2 separate regions of the Homo sapiens genome follow, and region 2 is linked to region 1. Evidence: read pairs that join two places in POLR2A ChIA-PET (ENCODE). Cell type or tissue: B cell. All regions are shown on one strand. Region 1 overlaps AMN (amnion associated transmembrane protein). Region 2 overlaps RCOR1 (REST corepressor 1).

Evidence for each region. ChIA-PET counts read pairs that join two places held together with the same protein. Peaks named below come from ENCODE experiments on the same cell type or tissue, not always from the same donor. Only the 100,000 strongest peaks of a DNase experiment are listed, where the experiment ranks them.
Region 2: POLR2A ChIA-PET joins it to region 1 with 6 read pairs; 2 of 35 experiments call an interaction of 5 or more read pairs at or near these places.

The regions. Positions count from the first base shown.
Region 1 is chr14:102,926,069-102,931,068 of GRCh38, reverse strand. It overlaps AMN (amnion associated transmembrane protein), which reads right to left. Exons shown (of 12, transcript NM_030943.4): 4 at 2,556-2,643; 5 at 2,094-2,311; 6 at 1,811-1,948; 7 at 1,533-1,641; 8 at 1,332-1,414; 9 at 983-1,145; 10 at 742-904; 11 at 576-663; 12 at 227-493. The coding sequence ends at 389. Among named protein-coding and RNA genes, the nearest start is that of AMN, 5.9 kb to the right of the region's middle. RefSeq lists silencers at 792-1,051, 2,581-2,770. In B cell, no CTCF peak of the experiment used is centred here; DNase peaks (open chromatin) are centred at 1,228, 1,638 and 2,458; H3K4me3 peaks cover 2,821 bases; H3K27me3 peaks cover 2,381 bases.
Region 2 is chr14:102,627,994-102,632,993 of GRCh38, reverse strand. The region is part of intron 2 of RCOR1 (REST corepressor 1); the gene reads right to left. Among named protein-coding and RNA genes, the nearest start is that of RCOR1, 38 kb to the right of the region's middle. In B cell, no CTCF peak of the experiment used is centred here; no DNase peak of the experiment used is centred here.

The sequences.
Region 1 (5,000 bases):
CCAGCTCCTCACCCTCCCCTCACCGGAAGGCGGGGGAAGCCCCACTCCTAGTTCTGGGTTCAACTTCGCAGATCCCAGCCTCTGGCCGCCCAGGTGACGACCAGCGCTGCCTCCAGCAGTGGCCAGCTAGACCCCTCCCATGTCCCCCAGTGCGAATGCGGCGCAAGGCTGGGCTCCTAGTCCTCATGGGCGGGGCCGGTGGCGGCATAGCCAGGCTGACAGCAGGTGCAGGAAACACCTTTACTGAGTAAGGCCACCCTGTCCTTGGCCCCCGGAGGAGGGGGAAAGGAAGGGGAGGTTTGGGGGCTGGACGAGGAGGTGGCTAGCCCCCAGTTCGACTGGGGCCAGAGCGGGTGGAGAGCCCCAAGGTCGACGGTCAGGCGGCCGCTCAGGCCTCGGCCTCGGCCCCGGCGAACAGAGGGTTGACGAAGTAACTGTGGCTGGTGCTGTCTGCGGCCGCCTTCGGAACCAGGCTGAGCCGCCGCGGCAGGGGCTGCGGGGTGACAGGGTCAGGCGGCGGTCGGCGCCGAGTCCCGGCCCCGAGGAGGCCCCGGTCCCCCCTCCAGCCCCCTCACCAGCTCCTCGGAGGCCGTCACGTCGAACACCGGGTTGCGGAAGCCGAGGGGCGCTCCAGCCGGGGCCGCCGCCTCGTGCCTCCTCCACCTGAGGGCGTAGCGGGGACGCAGCGTGAGCCCCTCGGAGCAACCCCCAGCCCCACCTCCGCGCCCCCGCCCCGCGTACCTGAGCCTCCCCGCGCGGCGCAGCAGCGGCGGCGCCACCAGCAGGACCAGCAGCGCCAGCAGCACGGCAGCCGCCACGCCGCCCGCCAGCCCAGCCGCGGAGCTGCCCCAGACGTGTGCGCCCGACTCCCGCATGGTCGCCTCCAGGACGCCGAGGGCCTCGCCTGCGACGGAGGGGCCGGCTCAGTCTTCCCCGCGGCGGGGCGAGGCGCGGCGGGGCGGGATGGGGCGGGCGCGGTTACCGTTCTCGGCGACGTCCGCCAGGAGGGCCCGGGCCAGCCGCCCCGCTCCGCCTGTCTCGGGCCCATTCTCCACCAGCACCACCTGGATCTCCGTATCGGCCTCACGGAGCCGGGACGAGCGTGGCACCTTGGACACGGCCACCTGCAGCCCGTGGTACTGAGGCTGGGGAGGGGGACGGGGTTGGTTTGACTCAGCCCCCCGCCCTCCCCGAGCCTATGGGGACGCTAAGGGCAGAGGCAGATAGTGGGCAAGTGAGCAGCCGCAGGGACCCTGCAGAAGGGGCGTCCTAGGCGGAGGCGGTAGGGCTGGGGTCGGGACTCCCCTCAGCTGCCCGCGCGGCCCCATTACCAGACCCAGGAAGGTGTCCAGTATCCGCGCCCGGTACCGCTCCAGGTCAAATGCGGGGCCGTGGGTCAGCAACACAACGGCTCCTGCGGCGGGAGGGCAGGGGTCAGCGCCGTGGATCCGGGCCCGGCAGGAAACTGAGGCGGGGGACGAACCTGGTCCTCCAGGCCTTCCCAGCAAGCAGGGCCCGGCGGGGGCGCTTACCACAGAGGTCACAGCACTGCCCCTGGGGCCGGAGGGCGCTGTGGCAGGCGGCCTGGGGGCAGCGGCCGCCCAGGGGCTGGAGCAGGGCCGCGCAGATCCACGGCTGCGCCTGGTGCGAGGGGCGGTGGTCAGCGCGGAGGGCCAGAGCGGACCGCAGCGAGAAGGGCGATGCCTCCGAGAAGCAAGCCGGCGAGAGACCGTGGGAGCGCAGCGGCCCTGTCCCGGGCACAGTCCCGACCCTCGCGCGGCCCCCGCGACTCCACTGCGGCCTCGCTCACCTCCGCGTTGCCGCAGACGCAGCCCGACGGGTCCGCGCAGTCCTCGGGGCCCACGCTCAGCGCGCCCGGCCCGTGGAAGCGTAGGCGGCCCGCGCGGGACGCCAGGAAAACAGCCAGGTCCTCGTCGCGCGTGAACGTCTGCGGGCAGCCGGGTCCCCACCGGAGCCAGCCCGAGGAAGAGACTTCACCTGAGTGCTCAGACCCAACGTGTGCAGACCAGGAGGGGCGGGGTCGGGCCGAGGTGGGGAGAGGGGACCCGAGCCTCCCTCCCCTCAGTGCTCACCCGGCCCAGAGCCGAGATGCTGCGGACACGCACGGGGCTAGCGCCAGGGCCGAGCCCCACGCGGAAGGAGGCACTAGGCGGAAAGAAGACGTCGTCGTGGCGGCAGGGCACGCGCTCGGCGTCCACGAAGAAGAGGCCAGGTGCCTCGTCCCCAGAGCGCCACAGGTGCGGGTCATGCCAGGAGAAGCGGTCAGAGTCGCGGAAGACGGCAGGTTCGCCTGAGCCGGAGCACATCCCTGAGCTCCACGGAACAAGCGCCGCGCCACACCACGCCACGCCACGCCACGCCACGCGTCTGAGCACGACCTCCCAAGCCCCGCTTCGGGACACTTCCGCCACTCCCTAAACCACGCCCCCGGAGGCGCCCTCCCTCCGGTCCTCGCCCCCCTCGACGCGCCTTCCCTCCAGTCCCCGCCCCTGAACATGCCTTTCCAGAGCCCCGCCCCTGCCCGACCGCCTCACCCGCGCCACAGTCCAGGTGCGAGCCCACGTCTGAGACGCCGAATCCGGCTCCTGAAGCCAGGACGAGTTCCCCATCCAGCGGCAGGAGCTGCAAGAGACACGGGCTGAGGCGGCGCCACGCGGGGGTCCGGGCCTGCTCCGCGCCCACCCCGCCCCCAGTCCCCTGGGACGAGAAGCCGAGACCCTGTGCACGGAAGGAGCCCGGGCGAGCTCAGGCCCGGGGTCCTCGGCCTGGCTGAGGCTGGCAGAGGAAGCGGATCTGGCCTGGGAAAGATGGGGCCGCGTGGGCAAGGCCCCGAAGCGGGCACAGCCCAGTGTCCTGTCCCTGAGCTGGAGGTCTCACAGGCCAGGGGCAGAGCCGGAGCCGGGGAGCGAGACGGAGCCGTGGGGAGTCTGGGGCGGAGGTGACTCTGGCCAGGGCCTGTCGCCTCCCCCCGTAGCCCCTTGAGAACGTGCACAGGCCCAGGGCTCCCAGGTTCCAGGAACTAAAGTTTCGAAAGTTGCCCGGCTCCTGGGGAGTCTGAGGCCGCGCTCTTGGTGTGTGAGGGAGGGAGGGAGAGGCTGCATCTGGCGGCCAGGGGTGCAGGAGGAGGCAGGGAGTGTAGCGGGGAGGTGGAGTTGCCCCTGCTGTTTCCTATAGGCTTGGGCTGGGCCGTGCAGCTCCCGCACCACAGAAGTGGGGCCACAGCCCAAGTCTCGGGTGTCAGCAGAAATACGGGGGGTCTGACTGGCCGCCCCTCACTCCCCCTCTCCTCCAAGTGCCAGGACCTCAGCCTCCTGCCTTCTTGCTTCTGCACTTCTCCCTCAGGGGCTGAGGGTGAGCGCTGGGCCAGGGCAACCCTTGCTGCCAGGTTGTGAGGGGCTCAGCACAGCAGGGCGCGCCCACCCGAGGCAGGACCCACTCTTCGGCCCTTCCAGGAGCACTGCACCTGAGCAAGAGGCCAACACCCCCAGCGACGTGAGGTCACACTTCAGTTCCGTGCACACCTGAGGGTGTGGCACTGCCAGCAGGGCAAGTCCCCCCACAGGTGCAGAGGTGGAGCCGTGGGGACGGAATGTGTCATAGCTCAAAGCGCCTCAGGAACAGGGAGGGGTTCCCAGGAGGAAGCATACCAAGAACACCGTTTTTTAAAGAACGAAGGGGAAAAATAGAAACGTAACATAATAGTTGAACAGACGAGCACAGTAGGTAAGGCCAGGAGTTTGAGATCAGCCTGGTGAGAAACATAGTGAGACTCCATCTCTACAAAAAATTTAAAAATAAAAAGAGGATATAATTTTTAAATATAGGGCAACATTTATAATAGAAACCAAACTTAAGGCCAGGAGCGGTGGCTCATGCCTGTAATCCCAACACTTTGGAAGGCCGAAGCGGGCATATCACTCGAGCCCAGGAGTTCAAGACCAGCCTGGCCAACATAGTGAGACCCCCATCTCTACAAAAACTACAAAAATTAGCCGGGCGTGGTGGCACAAGCCTGTAGTCCCAGCTACTCGGGAGGCTGAGGTGGGAGGATTGTTTGCGCCCAGGGAGGTCAAGGCTGCAGTGAGCCGTGATCACGCCATTGCACTCCAGCCTGGGCAACAGAGTGAGACCCTGTCTCAAAAAAACAAACTTAACAAAGTATTGATGAATTAACCAATACAATATAAGACCTCTACAGGGAAAACTTTAAGATGCTAAAGAGGCCATGGATGACCTGAAATATTTAGAGAGAGTCCGTCCATGCTCTTGAATGGATGGCTTGACAGCATAAGGCTGTTATTTATCCCAATCAAAATTCCTGTAGTCTCAGCTACTTGGGAGGCTCAGGCAGGAGAATCGCTTGAGCCCGGGAGGCAGAGGTTGCACTGAGCCGAGATCACACCACTGCACTCCAGCCTGGGTGGCAGAGCAAGACTCCATCTCAAAAAAAAAAAAAAAAAAAATCCAGGGTTTTTTTGGTGGTGGTGGTGGTAGTTGTTACCTGGCAAACCTATTCTACAATTTATCTGCAACAATGAGATCCACAAAGAACCTTGGAGCAGGAGTGAAGGGGATGGATATTAAGCCATCCTGCAGAGCCACTGTGTGGATAGTGTAGGGTCGGCAAAGCGGCCTGTGGACTTGAAGACAAGGCTCAGAGAGACCCACAACACCCAGGCACACGACGGATTCCAGCAGTGCTAGAACAAAAGGGCAAGGCGGAGGATGCTGGAAGCTGGGTTCACTCTAAGGAGAGAAACACAGCAGGAGCCCTCGCTGGTGCACGTGCCCCATAGGTACACAGTCCATTACCATTGTGACTGAGGAGCAGACGCGATTCTCAAACGAAACAGAAAAAACACAGTTCTAAGGTAAGGCGTTTTGCATTAGGTCGATTAAAATGAAGGTTTCTGTTCAGCACAGGACACTGCAGGCAAGTCCACAGTGAGCAGACTTGCAAAGCCTCCAGCCAAGGCAGG
Region 2 (5,000 bases), 300 kb after region 1:
TGTAAAAAAAATTTAAAAATTAGCCAGATGTAGTGGCACAAATAGTCTCAGCTACTCAGGAGGCTGAAGTGGGAGAACTGCTTGAGCCCAGGAGTTTGAGGCTGCAGGGGGCTATAATCACTTCACTGCACTCAGTCTAGGTGACAGAGTGAGATCCTGTCTCAAAAAAAAGAAAAGAAAGAGGAGAGGAGAGACGAGAGAGGAGAGAGGAGAGGGGAGGAGAGGGGAGGGGAGGGGAGGGGAGGGGAGGGGAGGGGAGGGGAGAAGAAAGGAAAGGAAAGGAAAAGGAAAGGAAAGGAAAAGGAAAAGGAAAAGGAAAGGAAAGGAAAGGAAAGGAAAGGAAAGGAAAGGAAAGGAAAGGAAAGGAAAGGAAAGGAAAGGATAGCATGCAGTCAAAATCAGTCTTGAAAAATTCCCCTTGCAGGGGGGAAAAAAGAAAAAAGAACGAAAAATCCTTCAGGAAAGCTCTCTATTAGAAACCAACAAACTGGCCGGGCGCGGTGGCTCGCGCTTGTAATCCCAGCACTTTGGGAGGCCGAGGCAGGCAGATCACGAGGTCAGGACATCGAGAACACGTTGAAACCCCGTCTCTACTAAAAATACAAAAAATGAGCCGGGCGTGGTGGTGGGGGCCTGTAGTCCCAGCTACTTGGAGAGGCTGAGGCAGGAGAATGGCGTGAACCCAGGATGCGCAACTTGCAGTGAGCCGAGATCATGCCACTGCACTCCAGCCTGGGTGACAGAGCGAGACTCCATCTCAAAAAAAAAAAAAAAACCCAACAAACGAAATTATTTCTCAGGAAATTCAAAGCCAATTTTTCCCTCCAGTGTTAAATTAAACTCTTTCTGTCATCATTCAGTGCCCACCAAGAAAATCTGATGGTGGCTCGGCACGGTGGCTCACGCCTGTAATCCCAGCACTTTGGGAGGCCAAGGCGTGCAGACTACTTGAGGTCAGGAGTTCAAGACCAGCCTGGCCAACATGGTGAAACCCCGTCTCTACTAAAAATACAAAAAAATTAGCTGGGCGTGGTGGCTCACGCTTGTAGTCTGTAGTCCCAGCTACTTGGGAGGCTAAGGCAGGAGAATCGCTTGAACCCTGGAGGCAGAGGTTGCAGTGAGACGAGATCGCGCCACCGCACTCCAACCTGGTCGACAGAGTGAGACCCTGTCTCAAAAAAAGAAAAGAAAAAAAAGAAAGAAAAGTAAAGAACAGAACAGAAAAGAAGAGTTGATGGGTTCTGCTTAGAAGCTATATTCAATTTAAAACATCACATGCATACTCAATGCAGTCACATTTTCACATTAGGAGAACTGCAGGAAAACAGATTCAAGATTCAAGGTCACACCTATGTGTTGTTTTCTCCAAGTTGTAGAGATGATAATGATACCCACATGTCCAGACTAGGTGAGGACAGTTCCAGTTTATGTCTGTCAACCTGACATAATTTTTAATAGGCCCCTTTTTATTCTCAAAAATAGTCTGGACTGGGCCGGGCGTGATGGCTCACACCTGTAATCCCAGCACTTTGGGAGGCCAAGGCAGGCGGATCATGAGGTCAGGAGATCGAGACCATCCTGGCTAACACGGTGAAACCCCGTCTCTACTTAAAAAAAAAAAAAATTAGCTGGGCATGGTGGCGGGTGCCTGTAGTCCCAGCTACTCGGGAGGCTGAGGCAGGAGAACGGCGTGAACCTGGGAGGCGAGGCTTGCCGTGAGCCGAGATTGCGCCACTGCACTCCAGCCCAGGCGACACAGCAAGACTCCGTCTCAAAAAAAAAAAAAAGGTCTGGACTAGTCCACTCCCAATGGACCTACTCCCACACCCCATGCAGTCACTTCTCACAGTGAGTTTGGGATGGTCAGAGACACAAAGTCATCGGGGAAATGTGACAGAAGTGATGATATACCAGTTCTGGGCCTACACTTCAAAAAGAACTGGCAGTTTCTGTTTCCTTCCTCTGGGAATGTTTGCCCTGAACCACTGCATAAGCCATCAGGTCCTACTGCAGACCTCACTGGAAAAGGAGAGGTCGTGAGACTACACAGTAACCAAGAAAAAAGGCCCAGCTGTTCCAGATCACAGTGGAGCAAGCAGATGACACCGGCCCCCATTAGCCCAGAACCACAACTGCCCACCTGAACAAATCCTCAAATACCAGCAGTTGTTTTAAGCCATTAAATCTGAGTGGTTCGGTGCACTTTCCTATGAGGGAGAAGGGGACTTCTGGAATTCTTCATGAAACAGTCCGGAGGTGAGTGGAGCTGGGAAATAACTTGAACCAGAAAAGGAAAGCTCCTTCGTGGTGACAGTCCCCACTACCCTTCTTATCTTCTGGATGAGGTATTACCTTCAGATCCAGGAAACTAACAGGAGGACCAATCCGAGGAAGCTCTGGGAAGGTGAAAGCTGAGAAATGTGTAAGGTGTCGTATTTCTGCACTGATCCCTGATAGGATTCTTACCTTTGAACAGTTGCTTTGAATGGAGTACATGCTAAGCAGATACTTTGAATCTATAAGTATGTATATGATTAGGACCTAAAGGGGTTGTCTTAGTCCCTTTAGTGTTCCTATAAAGGAATACATGACACTGGGTAACTGACAAAGAAAAGAAATTCACTTGGCTCATGATTCCGCCGGCTGGAAGATGGGGCATCTGGTGAAAGCCTCAGGCTGCTTCCACACATGGCGGAAGGTGAAGGGGAGCCAGCATGTGAAGAGGTCACATGGCCAGAGAAGCAGCAAGAGAGAGGCGCCAGCTCTTTTTAACAACCAGCTCTTGTAGGAACTAAAGGAGTAAGAACTCACTCACCCCTCACCCAGGAGGGCATTAATCTATTTATGAGGGTTCCAGCCCCATGGCACAAACACCTTCCATTAGGGCCCACCTCCAACACTGGAGATCAAATTTCAACATGAGGTTTGCTAAGGACAAACCACATCCAAACTATAGCAGTGGTTAAGTAATCTGCCCAAGACTCCCCACTTCTGCCTTACACAAAATAAGGAGGCATCTCTTTATCTAGGAGGTCACATATAATGTAATAATAGTCAAGTCACTTCAAGCTGAGTTCTGCCACTTACCACTTGAGGCCTCAAGCAAGACGTTTAAGCTCTCTAAATATCAGTTTTATGGTCTGTACAAAGGGGATGATGACATGTGTGGTGTAGGATTGTTATGAGGATTAAAAAGATGTTTGTAAATCTCTTTAACACAGTGCTGCCCTTACACTCACATATGCAGACTCGCACACACGTGGAGCTAGAAGCAAGGAGAGAAGGCTGCAAGGTGCCTTCAGAATTGTATCAGCTCATCCATGTTTAGACTACAAATAGCATTTGTAGAGCAATAAAGGTATTCTTTGTGGAGAGTTCCAGGCCAGACACCTATACTTTGTATACCTCCTGGGAAAAGCTCCTGTCCATTTTTTTTATCTCTATCACAAAGCTTCGAAATTCCGTCCGTATTTTTAAATAAACAGAAAACTTGTTACTGAGAGGCAAATTTGCACCAGGCACTATTCTAGAAGCAGTGGTGGGGGGGGGGGAGGCTGTTAAGGCAACAAGATTTTAAAAAGCTCTCCTCTCACCTCACAGTTTACCGTCTAGTTGAAGGAATCATACAATAAACAAGATAAATAAGGAAGTGTGTTAGATGACGATAAGAGTAAATGAGAAAAAAGAAAAACAAGGAAGGGGAACAGGAAGTGCCGGGGATGCAGCTGAAAACTGAGACAGACTGATGAGGAAAACCCTCATGAGAATGTCACATTTCAGTACACGTGGCAAGAATAAGGCCATGGGCTATGTGGATGGGGAGGAGGTGCCCAGCAGCAAGGAGGCACTTCAGGCAGATGAATGAGTGCAAAGCCCCCAACACAGAAGCCTATCCAGCTACGGTCAGGAAACAGCGTGTTGAATACAAAAATGAGCCAGGCATGTGGTGGCGCACGCCTGTAGTCCCAGCTACTTGGGGAGGGGCTGAGGTGGGAGGATCGCTTGGGCCCAGGAGGTGGAGTTTGCAGTGAGCAGAGATCATGCCACTGCACTCCAGCCTGGGTGACAGAGCGAGACCGTCTCAAAAAAAAAAAAAAAAAGAGCAAGTTGGCACCTCTGACTGCAGTAGAGAAAAGGGGAGGCCGAGCGTGGTGCCTCACGCCTGTAATCCCAGCACTTTGGGAGGCCGAAGTGGGTGGATCACTTGAGGTCAGGAGTTCGAGACTAGCCTGGCCAACTTGGTGGAACACCGTCTCTACTAAAAATACAAAAATTGGCCGGGCATGGCGGTGGGTGCCTGTAATCCCACCTCTCGGGAGGCTGAAGCACAAGAATTGTTTGAACCCAGGATTTTCATTGAGAAGTTCAGGTATTGGGCTTTCCCCCTTATTGGCCCATTCCAGAGGGATCCACTAAGAGGCTAAGAGTTTTATTAGTAAGGCTTTTTTTTTTTTTGGAGTTGCAGTGAGTCACTGGGCAACAGAGCAAGACTCAGTCTCCAAAAAAACAAAAAAAGAAAAGAGAGAGAGAGAGAGAAAAGCGGGGGAGCGGGTAGTGGAGCTGAAGCCAGGGACTAGCTCTTATAGGGACTATATTGGCATCCTGTTCTAAATGTCAAGTGAAGAAAAGGTTCTGTAATGGTTAATTTTATGCATCAACTGGACTACAGCATAGAGTGCCCAGATGTTTGGTCAAACATTATTCTGGGTCTATCTGTGACAGTGCTTTCAGATAAAATGAACATTTGAATCCGTGGACTGAGTAAAGCAGACTGCCCTCCTTAATGTGGGTGGGACTCATACAACCCACAGAAAGCCTGAAGAGAACAAAAAGGCTGAGTTTAAGAGGGAACTCCTCTGGGTCTCACTGCTTGAGCTGAGACACTGGCTCACCTGGCTCTCGTGCCTTCGGACTTGAACTGGAACTTACCCTGTCAGCTATCTCGGGATTCCAGATTGCCAGCTGCAGATTTTGGGACTTCCTGGCCTTCACAGTCATGT